2 separate regions of the Homo sapiens genome follow, and region 1 is linked to region 2. The links are chromatin contacts, found by Hi-C or POLR2A ChIA-PET in ENCODE. All regions are on one chromosome and are shown on one strand. The core of a region is the stretch at or near the end of the contact, and the rest is flanking DNA. Distances in the headings are between cores, read along the strand shown.

Region 1 (6,030 bases), core at 288-2,787, 600 kb before region 2:
TTTTGATTAAAAAAACAAAAAACAAAACCTAAAGCGAGAAGGAAGAGGGGCCTACTAGACTGAGTTCAAAATAACCACATTTGTTTTATGTAATTTCTGTTATCTTTGCTATAACCTGGGGACCTGATTACAGTTGGGTCAGGAAACAAATCTACTAGTGAAATCCACCAAGAGCCTTGGCCCTTGGAAAAACACGTTCACGTTCTCCGAAAATCCTCTCTTCCTTCCAATGCCTGCTCATGGAAGTGGGAAAGTTGGGTAGGAGAAGGAGAAACCCCTCTCTTCTTAAAAGTCCCCCCACCCTTCAGCCTTCACATCAAGATTTTAAGTTTTAGGAGGATGACAAGCCCATCACCCTGCCTTTGGCATAAAGCTTTACACTTTCACACATACGTTTTCTTGTGTGATCCTCAAAATTTGGCTTCTCAATATTAAAAAAATAAAAATAAAAGGCCACTAACGTAAACAATTTCGGCAACCTCCCCACACCCCCATAAGCCCAGTCACTTTCAAATCTCAATTTTAAATCTCTCAAGGACAATGACTCACAGGGCAAGTGAAGGGGGAAGGGAGGGTCAACTGGTCAAAGCCCATTCATACATGCAACAACTAGAAACCACAGTATTGCCGCATCAGCACAAGATTTTAATTTACGGCGCATTGAGCCCCACCGTACCTTCCGCCAACACCTCGTCCACTGTGACCTGCTGTCGCCCGATGCCGAAGACTCTTCCGATGTAGCCACTGCCCAGGCCCGAGGTGCTGCCCCCTCCTCCGCTGGAGCCGGAGCCCAGGCCAGAGCCGCCCTGCTCTCGCCGGGAGTCGAAAAACTTCTTCATCTTGCGAATAGGGAGCAGCAAAGCAAAATACCGATGGTTTCTAGATTTTTTTTTTTTTTTTTTTTTTTTAAGAAAAGAGATCCAAGGATTTCTTCTCAGATTTCACCTCGGAGAGGAGCCACCCGAATCCGGCCGTGGGGGTGGGGGCTGAGGGAGGATGCCTATAGGAATATGCGTGTCAATCGCGCAGCGGGTCCCCTCCTCCTCCAGAAAGCGATTCGTGTAAGTTTAAACCTGTGATGACAGAGGAAGAAAGAGAGGATGAATCAGTAACACGCTTAAAAATTCAACCGCTGAGTCCTAGGGGGAGCAAAAGCCATCATCCTGGGGAAACGCTTCATGTATTTTCCCGGCGAGAAAAACCGTGGGGCTGAAAACGCGACCCCGGCCCCAGAACCCGGGACCCCCGAGCCGGGAGCTCGGAGAAAGGAGGGATCCGAGCTGCTCCGGCAGCGCCGACCCTCCCGGGCACTGCCTCCCGCTCCTCCCGGGTCTCCCCGCCGCCCCTCGAGGCGGCATCCTGGCAGCACCCACTTGAGACGGCTCGGCGGCCGGCGCCCTGCTACCAGCCCCGCGACATTGTCACGGCCGCCGGGCCGGCCTGCGACGCAGAGAAGAGGCGGCGCTGCAGCGAGAGCCGGGGCCGCGCTCGGCTCCCGCCCGCCCGCCAGCTGATCCCGGGAGCGCCGGGCGGAGACTGACCCGCCGCCCCTCCCCCGCGCGCGCTCCCGCCCGGCTCCATCCACCCAACCAGGAAGTGAACCGCCGCCGGAAGTGCCCCTCGGGGCGGCGCGGCGAGGGACCGGGGCCTCTCCTGCAACCGCCGTTCTGTCGCCACGGATGGGAAGGAGTCGACCGCGAGAAGAGGACTGGGGGAAGAGGGTCTCAGTGCAGACAGAGTTCTGGAAAAGACTGTTGATATCACCCGAGCCGCAGGGCAAGCTGGGAAAGGTAGCTCGGCACAGTCCGGCTGCTGGACTACAAATCCCAGCATACTCCTGGAGGAGAGGGCGAGGCGGCAGCCGTGTGGCCTCCACGGCCTCGAAGGAGATTTGTGGGGTGGCGCGTATGTGGGGACTCGGCAATTTAAACACATCCCGTGAAGAAACTGCCAACAACTAAGTTCCCCCCCCCCCCCCCCCGCTGTATGTTCCACCCTTCTGGAGCCATCTTATTTGCGGCCTGGCCTCCTGGCACAAGGGATTCTGGAGGTTGTGGTTTCCGAACGGATCGAGACTGACACCTGAAGGACGCGGCTTAACCGCTTAGCCCCTAGCGGGTCCTGTGGGTTTCCCGACGTCTCCTGGGCTGAAATGGAAGCGAGAAGTGATCGGGAACATTGTGCTGGCAGTTGGATCCGGCTGCACCGAGCGCCAGCCTTGAAATAAGTAAAACCGATGCCCTTCCGCCCCTAACCTCAAAAGCTGCTTTTGCGTCTCGATGTTATTGAGAGCCGGCTCTGCGGTCAGCTCTGAGCTAGGCGCTGTGAGAACGCTCAGTAAGACAGTGTCTCGTCTGGAAATGTACAGGCGAGATTCAAACCGAGAAACTGCCAAAGGTTGTGTGCAGGGCAGATCCTAGGATACCGGAGACCCAGCCCGTTGGCTTGACCTCAAAACTCGGGGGCTTTTCGGCCCATGCTGTCCCTTAATTCCTCCTCCTTTGCTGACGCTGTGGGTGCGCATCAAAGCCTAAACTTCACTAGCTCCCTTGCACACAAGAACACTAACCCTAACCTGACCAGTTATTTATTTTTCACTTCAAGATTCTTCCATTGATACTTACGTTTCCCTGATACCGTCCAAGTGCTGAGGGCGGGGATGGACTGTGTGATTTGCATCTGCCAAATGCAGAAAATTTGGAAGGTCAGTTGGTACACTTTTCCGACCTAGATTTCCTGATGGATGATGCTGAAGAGTGGCAAGTTGCTGCCAAAAACAAACAAAAAAACCTACCATGATTTATTAATATTATTTTTCTAACCCCTGAATATGGGTTATTGTTCATCTCTGCCCGCTTTCCCCACTCCCTAGTGCTTGTCTCAGAATTTTTTTTTCAGCGGGTATTTGAGTAGAGAAGGGTGTCCCAGGGAAAAAAATGGTTCTTGCTTTCTCTAATCTGAATATTGAGCTGAGCTGTGACTGGGTTAACAGTAGCGTTTGTTGTTGCTGCTGCTGCAGCTTGTTTCAAGTAGTGCCATTGTAATTAAACTCCGTGAAGAGATAGCATCTTTTCTTCCGGAGAGAGTCAGTGTTGTCACCTCAGTTCACGAATTCATGTAGCCACCTCCAGGGTGAAATGCAGCCCCTATTCCCTCAAACTAAGCCCACGAAGGCATGTTCTCTGCACTTTCCTTAAAAGGCCAGATTTTTGTCTGAGGAAGTTTGAAGCAGATCTTAAAATAGATGAGAAAGCTCATTTGGAATTAGACTCATTGACCCCCATTTCTCTCAGCACTTATTTGTCTTGACTGACTTTTTTAAACAAGCTGTGCTAGGTCCTAAAATCAATCTGATGCTATCTCAGTTTTTACCTTTCTAGACTTCTCTGGTACCAGACTAGTCCAGGCTTACACAAATCTCAAGTCTTACTTCAGTGATACAAAAACTCCCAATATGCTTAAGGTAGCTAACATGCATTTATTTAACACCCACGTGAATGCTCTGATCAGAAGCTGAGGGAAGAGGTTTAAAAAACAAAAAACATGACTAGATTCCTTGCCCTCCATTCCCTCACAGACTAATAGCAATTATAATGACAAATCCACAGTTTTTCATGCTTTACATATATTAAGTATATAATGCTCACAACCACCCTATGAAGTAAAGTACCATTATTATACTCATTTTATAGGTGGGTAAGTAAAGCAAAGAGATTAGTGACTTGCCCAAAGTCACACAGTAAATAGCAAAGCCAGGATTCAAACCCAAACATTTTAGTTTCAAAGCCCAGTTCTTACCTGGCTATACTAAACTGTCTACTTAGAGAGAGCAAACATTAACTGATTAAAAGACTCGTGAATAGTTAGAAACCCACGCACAAGCAGCATAGGACCAGGAGACAGGAAACCTCTTGCCACTTCATAGCTGGGATCCTAGACCACTTGTGTCACTGGGCTTATTATCTCAGCTATAAAACCAGAGCTCTTACAACTCTTAGTAATTTTTTAGTTCCTGAGTACAAAATAATGAACAGATCAGCCACTATAATCTCAAAACTATCACACTTTCTGTATAATTTGTCCCATGCTGCTTTGCATTCCTGTTCAACTTTTAATGTATATTGCTGTCTCAACCAAACACCTCAAAGCCAGAGAACCATCTTCTACTTATCTCCTTGGGCATCCAGTATAATAGTTTACATAGAGTGTGTTCTTAGCAGTACTTAAAGTAAATAATTTACTTTAAATGTGACACAAAACAGAGCTATCTGATTAAGGTGGAAAGATTGATTTGAAGTATCCTAGATGAATTTTGAACTAGGTGTGGAAGATGCTATGGGTAAATAGTCAAAGGGAGTGGGAAAAGAAAGTGCCATTTACTATTGTTACAATAGTGATCATATGACCGATGGAACAGACTCTTTGAGGCAATAAGATGCCAAATTATAAACAAGACCTAAGGCTGTGTCAGGCAAGGGTTAAGTCACACATCCCTACACTTGAAGAGTAAACCATCTTCTAACTGCCACAAGGTTTTTCTTTTTCTCTGGTAGCTAAATAGACACTGGCCTGGAGATAAGCAATATTGAATCAATTGTAGCTCACTGACCACTAGATGCTGACTAACTGTATCCCCCCAACCCCTGTTCCACAAACCATAACTATTTCTTTGATTGGACAAGAGACTGATTTCAGTAACATCCTAGTAAGAGACTACCAACCACAGACTGGTTCTGGCTGGTTTTCAGAGGCTGTGCACTGAGTGTCTTCATGTCCTTTGCTTCACCTAATTGTAATGCATTTAAATGTTAAATCTCCACCCCAAAGAGAACATAGGACATATGTAACATGCATGTTTGCTCACTATGCATGCATGTGCTGCCCCCCGCTTTGTGAATAATCAAAGCTCCTGTAACTTAAGTGTGTATTCTTAGCCAACTCATTTGGCATAAATTTGTGTTCCACTTTTTCCTCCCTCTAAATACCTGCTTTCAGTCTCTGCCAGAGTCTACACTTCCCAGCCTGTCAGGATCACCAGCCTGCAGGCTGCAACCCTTTATAAAAAGTAAAGCTCCCCTCTCCAAATTTATAAACCTTGGGATTCTTCAGTTAACACTATGTATCTTCCATATGCCAGTTATGGAATTTAAAAAATATATATATATTGTTTTATTGTTTTATTTTTATTTTATTTATTTATTTATTTATTTATTTATTTATTTTTTGAGACAGAGTCTCACTCTGTAGCTCAAGTTGTAGTGCAGTGGCGTGATCTCGTCTCACTGCAACCTCTGCCTCCCAGGCTCCAGCGATTCTTGTGCCTCAGCCTCCCGAGTAGCGGGGACTACAGGTGTGTGCCACCATGCCTGGCTAATTTTTTGTATTTTAGTAGAGACAGGGTTTCACCATGTTGCCCAGGGTGGTCTTGAACTCCTGAGCTCAGGCCATCCACCCACCTTGGCCTCCCAAAATGCTGGGATTACAGGCATGAGCCACCACGCCCAGCCACTTTTTAAAAAAAATAATTATATAAAAAATAGAGATGGGGTCTTGCTTTGTTGCCCAGGCTGACCTCAAACTCCTGGACTCAGGTGATCCTCCCACCTCAGCCTCCCAAAGTGCTGAGATTACAGATGTGAGCCACCGTGCCTGACTGATATTATTTTATTTAATCTTCATGGTTGCCTACAAAGTAGACAGTATTATCTATTTTATCAAAGAAAATACTGTTACACTATTATTCCCAATTTTATAGATGAACAATGAAGATTTTGTTAGTAGCAGATGAACATGTATGGTTTGTTAAGTTTGAAGGAAATGATTTGACCTGTGGTACACCTAAATCATGTTACCATAAACCCAGTGTGCTGTATCTTTGAGGAAATCAAAGGAAAGGGGACCACCATTAATTAAAATCCTTAACTGAGTCAAGCACTATGTTGGGTATTTAATCATACCATTTAACCCTCACAATACATCTATGAAGTGTGCATTACTTTTATTGGTGTGGAAACAGAGGCTGAGCAGGAT
Region 2 (5,479 bases), core at 1,232-3,731:
CTCCTGCCCTCAAGTGATCCACCCTCCTCAGCCCCCCAAAGTGTTAGGATTATAGGCGTGAGCCACTGTGCCCAGCCAATTATACCAGTTTCTTAAACAAATGTATTGATTACTTACCATGGACCACACTAAGAACATATATTGAGAGGCTGTGTTTTTAATGTGCTAAGAACTCTGCTAAGAACATATATTAAAAGCCTCTGACTTCCAGGGTCATTAAAGCAAAAATCTTACATTAAAATTAAAAACACTATTAGGAAAACTTAGGGATTAGTACCCTCATGTTTGGTCAAGGTTTGCCTGACTAGAAAAATGGGAGTTTGGGTTGAGGGAGGTAGAAACAAGAGAAGACTTTTACAGTATGACTACTTTGAGGAAGAGTTTCTTGGATGGGGTGTATTAGTGAGGGATACAAGGCAAAATAAGTAATAAATGTAATAGTTAAAAGTTGAGGACAGGCCAGGCGCAGTGGCTCACACCTGTAATCCCAGCACTCTGGGAGGCCGAGGTGTGCGGATCACCTGAGGTCAGGAGTTCGAGACCAGCTTGGCCGACATGGTGAAACCCCATCTCTACTAAAAATACAAAAATTAGCCGGGCATGGTGGTGCCCGCATGTAGTGCCAGCTACTTGGGAGGGTGAGGCAGGAGAATCATTTAAACCCAGGAGGTGGAGGTTGCAGTGAGCCGAAATCGCATCACTGCACTCTAGCCTTGCAGCCTGGGTGACAAAGTGAGACTCCATCTCAAAAAATTAAAAAGTAAAAACAAAATTAAAAAGTTAAAAAGTTAAGTGGTCAGATACTTCTGCAGTTTCTAAAATTAAACATTTTCAAACTAATACTGAGAATATTAAGTTTACATTATAAAACACGAGCAGTGCCTTAACCCAAAATGCTGATGACTGTCATAGCTAAGAGGCAAGAGGGAAGAGATTCCACCAACACCGTGAGGCTAGTAGTTTTTTAGGGAGTATTCATCTACAGATACAATCTTTCCTAAAACAAAGGTCATGCACTAATTGCTACGTCCTACTGAAAAGATACTTTCTGAGCCTCAGGAATAGAGAAAAGAAATTTCAAGGTTACTAACAGATTAACTGACAATCTATTAAGAAAACAAGTGTAACCACATTTCCAATATAGACAAGAAATAGCAACTTAAAAGTGGAAAAATTTTGGAGGTAAAAAAACAATTACATCGTACTTCAGAGCAACTTTATTAGAGAGCTGCAAAGAGAAACCTAAAATTGCATTTTTAATGCATGGAGCTCTCAAACTGCCAGTATTCCAAGAATATAAACAAAAAGCTATGTCATCCAAGAAAAACAAAAAGCTATGTCAAGAACTCATTGAGCTTTTCTTCTTCCGAGAAATGCCAACAAAGGCAGGATCAACTCATCCGATAATACCTCGAAAAACAAAGAACGCAGTTGGGGAAGCCACACGACAAAGAAAATATCCACGCTCCGGTAATTTAACGCTATCTCTAAAAATTCTCTGTAAATATGTTAGGGCATTTACAGCCCGCTCGTTCAACACCATGTCAATCACAACAGTAGTAAACGACTATAAAAATAATATTAAATCCATTTCCCCTCAATTGATATATTCCTTCTGGGTGAGATTTCCAAATCCTTGGGGTGTCTGGTTAGGCTTTTTGGTCGGTGGGTGCTACAGAAGGAAAGCCAGAGGTTAAAGAAAAATGCTTGGCTTTTTTCCAATTGGCAACTGCAAGAATAAAGTTTACTGCACTGAAAATGAGTACAAGCACCCTCGAGGAGGAAAAAAAATCTTATCACCGAGAAGAAAATGAAAGGAAGAATTTCAGTAGGAAATCAAAAGTAAAATTAAAGGGAGACGGCTGTAAAGATAAGAAGAGGTTAATCAAAAAGGGGGAGAAGCGGGAAAAGGAAAGAAAGCATAGGACAAAAGGAAGGTTCGACGAGTTCTAAAAAGAGGTCTGAATTAAAGTCTTTTCTCCAGGTCTAAGACCACAGAGGGCCCGTGGCGAGAGCAAAGGTCATGCAATGGTGTTGCTAAAGTGAAGGGATTAATTGAGAGGGTTGAGCCCCGTCTCCCTTCACCTCGTCCTCACAGATTGGGTCTTGGTTGTAAGCATCCAGGTGCATGCTAAGGAAACAAAAACCACGATATCGCGGTGTCCACGGAGAACAATAGGCTGGGAGCGGCGCAGGGCCGAGGCCTTCCCTCCGGGACGACCACCATCCCGCCTCCCTCATCGCTGCCCCAGACTCACAGAGTCTTGGGCATCTCGTCCTCCATGGCTGCTGCTGTCGCGGCGGCGCCTCCAGGTCCAGCTCCCTGCCCTTCACTACCTCCCAAATCGTTTAAGCGGTTATGGCTACAGGATAGTGGGGTTTCTCGGCTGACCAGAGGTTACTCCGCCTCCTCCTCCGGCGGCAATTACACTAAACCGCCCGGCCCAGCGGGAACAATGAAACCCCAATACAAGATGGCGGCGAGCCGGGAGCCTAGGAGCAGCCAGCAAAGTTACCCGGGCCGCGCAGGCGCAGAATAATCTTGCACTCTCAACCTCCGGGCCGCCCGGCTACACCTTAATCCATAGGTTCACTTGTTGCGCAGCCGCTCTTCCACCCGACGCGAGGGACGCCTCAGACTGCGCAGGCGCAAGTATTAACTACTTCACGATTTGCGTGAACTTTTTTGTCTTCTGGCTGCGGATTCGAGTGTTTCGACCGCGAATTATGAGGGAGTGGAAACCTTCAGGGACAGTAAAAAGCCTAAATCTTTCCTCTTTTGGAAAGATATATAAAGACTCTTCAAGCTATCTGGTTTTTAGCGAGCGAGAAGCAAAACGCCTATGCGCCGCCCGGGAATCGAACCCGGGTCGCAAGAATGGGAATCTTGCATGATACCACTACACCAGCGGCGCTGTTGACATGCCCAGCCGCCACAGTATTTTAGGAGGAAATAGAAGCAGACGTTCTCTCATGTGAAAAGAATTGTCATGTATTATTTATTCATTTAAAAGTAAAAGTTTATTGACAGTCTGTAATCTTCTGTTTTCCAATAACATAAATAATTTATCTTTTCTCATCCCAAACATAGGAATGGATGTTTCAACTTTCTCTGTACAGAAAAAAAATTTCAATTTAAAATGTTTACTTAAGAAATAAGAAAAAAGAAAAAAAGTTTTACTTAAAAAAGTAAGGATTTTATTAAGAATTTGCGTCGTTGGTGCTAGCCAGATTTTTCAGCGCGGGGAGGATATTTCCAGATGCCAGATTTTTATTTATATTTGCATTTCTTCCGTGTATTGATTGCACATTGAAAAGCATTTAAGAAATAGCTGTTTAGGCCGGGGGCAGTGGCTCACGCCTGTTATTCCAGCACTTTGGATGGCTGAGGCGGGCGGATCACCTGAGATCAGGAGTTCGAGACCAGCCTGACCAACATGGCGAAACCCTGTCTCTACTAAAAATACAAAAATTAGCTGGATGTGGTGGTGGGGGCCCGTAATCCCAACTACTCAGGAGGCTGAGGCAGGAGAATCCTTGAATCTGGGAGGTGGAGATTGCAGTGAGCCGAGATCTTGCCATTGCACTCCAGCCTGGGCAACAGAACGAGGATCCGTCTCAAAAAACAAACAAAGAAACAAACAAAAAACCCCAGCTATTTAATGCAAATTGGTCACAAGAATCTTAAAAGTAAACAAGTCAAAAGATACATAAACTTCAGTCCAACTTTAGGAGGCAGAGAAATTAGAGCTCTGAAATGTGATTCAGTATACTCTGTATGCATTTCACATTGCTTATTATATATATATGTCACTAAAGTAATCCTATGTCTAGGAATCTATCCTACAGAAATAAAACAATTAATTTATAAAGATTTATGTGCCAAGATACAACTGCAGCATTGTTTACAGTAGAAAAAAATGGAGTAACCTGAATATCCATCAATGCCACTTATGGTAATTTATTCAATTTACACCAAATACATGTGGAACTTTTTCTTTTTCTTTCTTTCTTTTTTTTTTTTGAGACAGTCTCGCTCTATCTCCCAGGCTGGAGTGCAGTGACACAATCTTGGCTCACTGCAACCTCTGCCTCCCAGGTTCAAGCGATTCTCCTGCCTCAGCCTCCCTAGTAGCTGGGATTACAGACGTGCGCCACCACCTAAATTAGCCTAACTAATTTTTGTATTTTAGTAGAGACAGGGTTTTGCCATGTTGGCCAGGCTGGTCTTGAACTCCTGACCTCAGGTGATCTGCCTGCCTTAGCCTCCCAAAGTGCTGAGATAACAGACGTGAGCCGCTGCCCCCAGATGGAACATTCATTTTATGGACTATTTTGCAGTTATTGAAAAGCTATTAATCAGATCTGTAGTGTTGAACTGGAAAATATCTATGATGTAAGTTTATTTAAGTTGTAGAAATATTTTTTAAACATAGGAGAATTTACACATCGAAAAACGTGATGTCGGCTGAGCGGGGCGGCTCACGCCTGTAATCCCAGTCTTTGGGAGACCGAGGCAGGCAGATCACTAGAGCTCAGGAGTTCAAGACCAGCGTGGCCAACATGGAGAAACCCCGTCTCTACTTTAAAATACAAAAATTAGCCAGATGTGGCGGCACATGTCTGTAATCCCGGCTACTCGGGAGGCTGAGGTAGGAGGAGAATCACTTGAACCCGGGAGTCGGAGGTTGCAGTGAGCCCCTGGGCCACAGAGCAAGACTCCTCAAAAACAAAACAAAACACCAAAAAAACAAAAACGTGATGTCCTCTTTAAAGTAGTTTCTTCAGACTGTATACATTCTGGATTTTTCATTTTTGGAATTGTCTTTAGAGTCTCTGACACATTCTTCAGATTATTTTCAAAGATATCAAGTACTAGTCTTTTGATGGTGAATAAAACAAATGTTAATGGGGATGGTGTTTTAAAAACACCTTTTTGGGACATCCATATAAAGTGTTTTTCAGTTTAATGGTTTTTAGTTTATTCACAGAGGTGTGTGTGCAACAATCACCACAATCAATTTTATAACATTTTCTTCACCTCAAAAAGGAAACCCGTAGCAATTAGCAGACACTCCCTGTCCCTCATCCCATTCCATGTCCCAGCCACTAGTCTTTCTGCCCCTATAGATTTGCCTATTCTAGACATTTCATATAAATGGAAGCATGTAATATATGGTTTCTTGTAACTGACTTATTTCACTTAACATTATGCTTTTCAGGGTCATCTATGTTGTAACGTGTATCGGTACTTCATTCCTTTTTATTCCCAAATAAAACTCCATTATATGGATATTGCACAAGTACTTTTTTTAAAGTAGTTTTTAAGTTACAAAAGTACAACGTGCTTAGTGTTACAAATGAAATGAAATGGATACATAAGGAAAATATTAAAAATGTATCTTCTTCCTCCTTTTGAGGTAAGTAATATTAATAGATTCATCTGTAATATTCCACATTTTACTCTATACAGATGCAC

Evidence for each region. A loop is a pair of places that touch in the nucleus more often than their neighbours do. ChIA-PET counts read pairs that join two places held with the same protein, here RNA polymerase II (POLR2A). Pooled maps may share reads with other maps.
Region 1: a loop to region 2 is called in a map of gastrocnemius medialis, with 5 times the contacts of the local background. The contact joins the promoter of AAK1 here to the promoter of TIA1 in region 2. A Hi-C loop is called at or near these places in 1 of 168 maps with a recorded cell type or tissue (gastrocnemius medialis), 13 of 37 single-sample maps with no recorded cell type and 14 of 50 pooled maps. POLR2A ChIA-PET finds 5 or more read pairs at or near these places in 5 of 52 experiments (CD8-positive, alpha-beta T cell, HCT116, Panc1 and 2 more).

Annotation. Positions count from the first base shown.
Region 1 is chr2:69,642,202-69,648,231 of GRCh38, forward strand. AAK1 (AP2 associated kinase 1) reads right to left here and starts at 1,538. Exons shown (of 22, transcript NM_014911.5): 1 at 1,374-1,538; 2 at 677-1,073. The coding sequence starts at 839. It also overlaps a transcript of ANXA4 not described here. RefSeq lists a silencer at 1,287-1,616 and enhancers at 1,697-1,966, 2,722-3,324.
Region 2 is chr2:70,246,147-70,251,625 of GRCh38, forward strand. It overlaps TIA1 (TIA1 cytotoxic granule associated RNA binding protein), which reads right to left and starts at 2,482. Exons shown (of 13, transcript NM_022173.4): 1 at 2,259-2,482. The coding sequence starts at 2,284. TRG-CCC2-1 (tRNA-Gly (anticodon CCC) 2-1) reads right to left here and starts at 2,915; the gene lies at 2,845-2,915. RefSeq lists enhancers at 1,248-2,063, 2,064-2,878.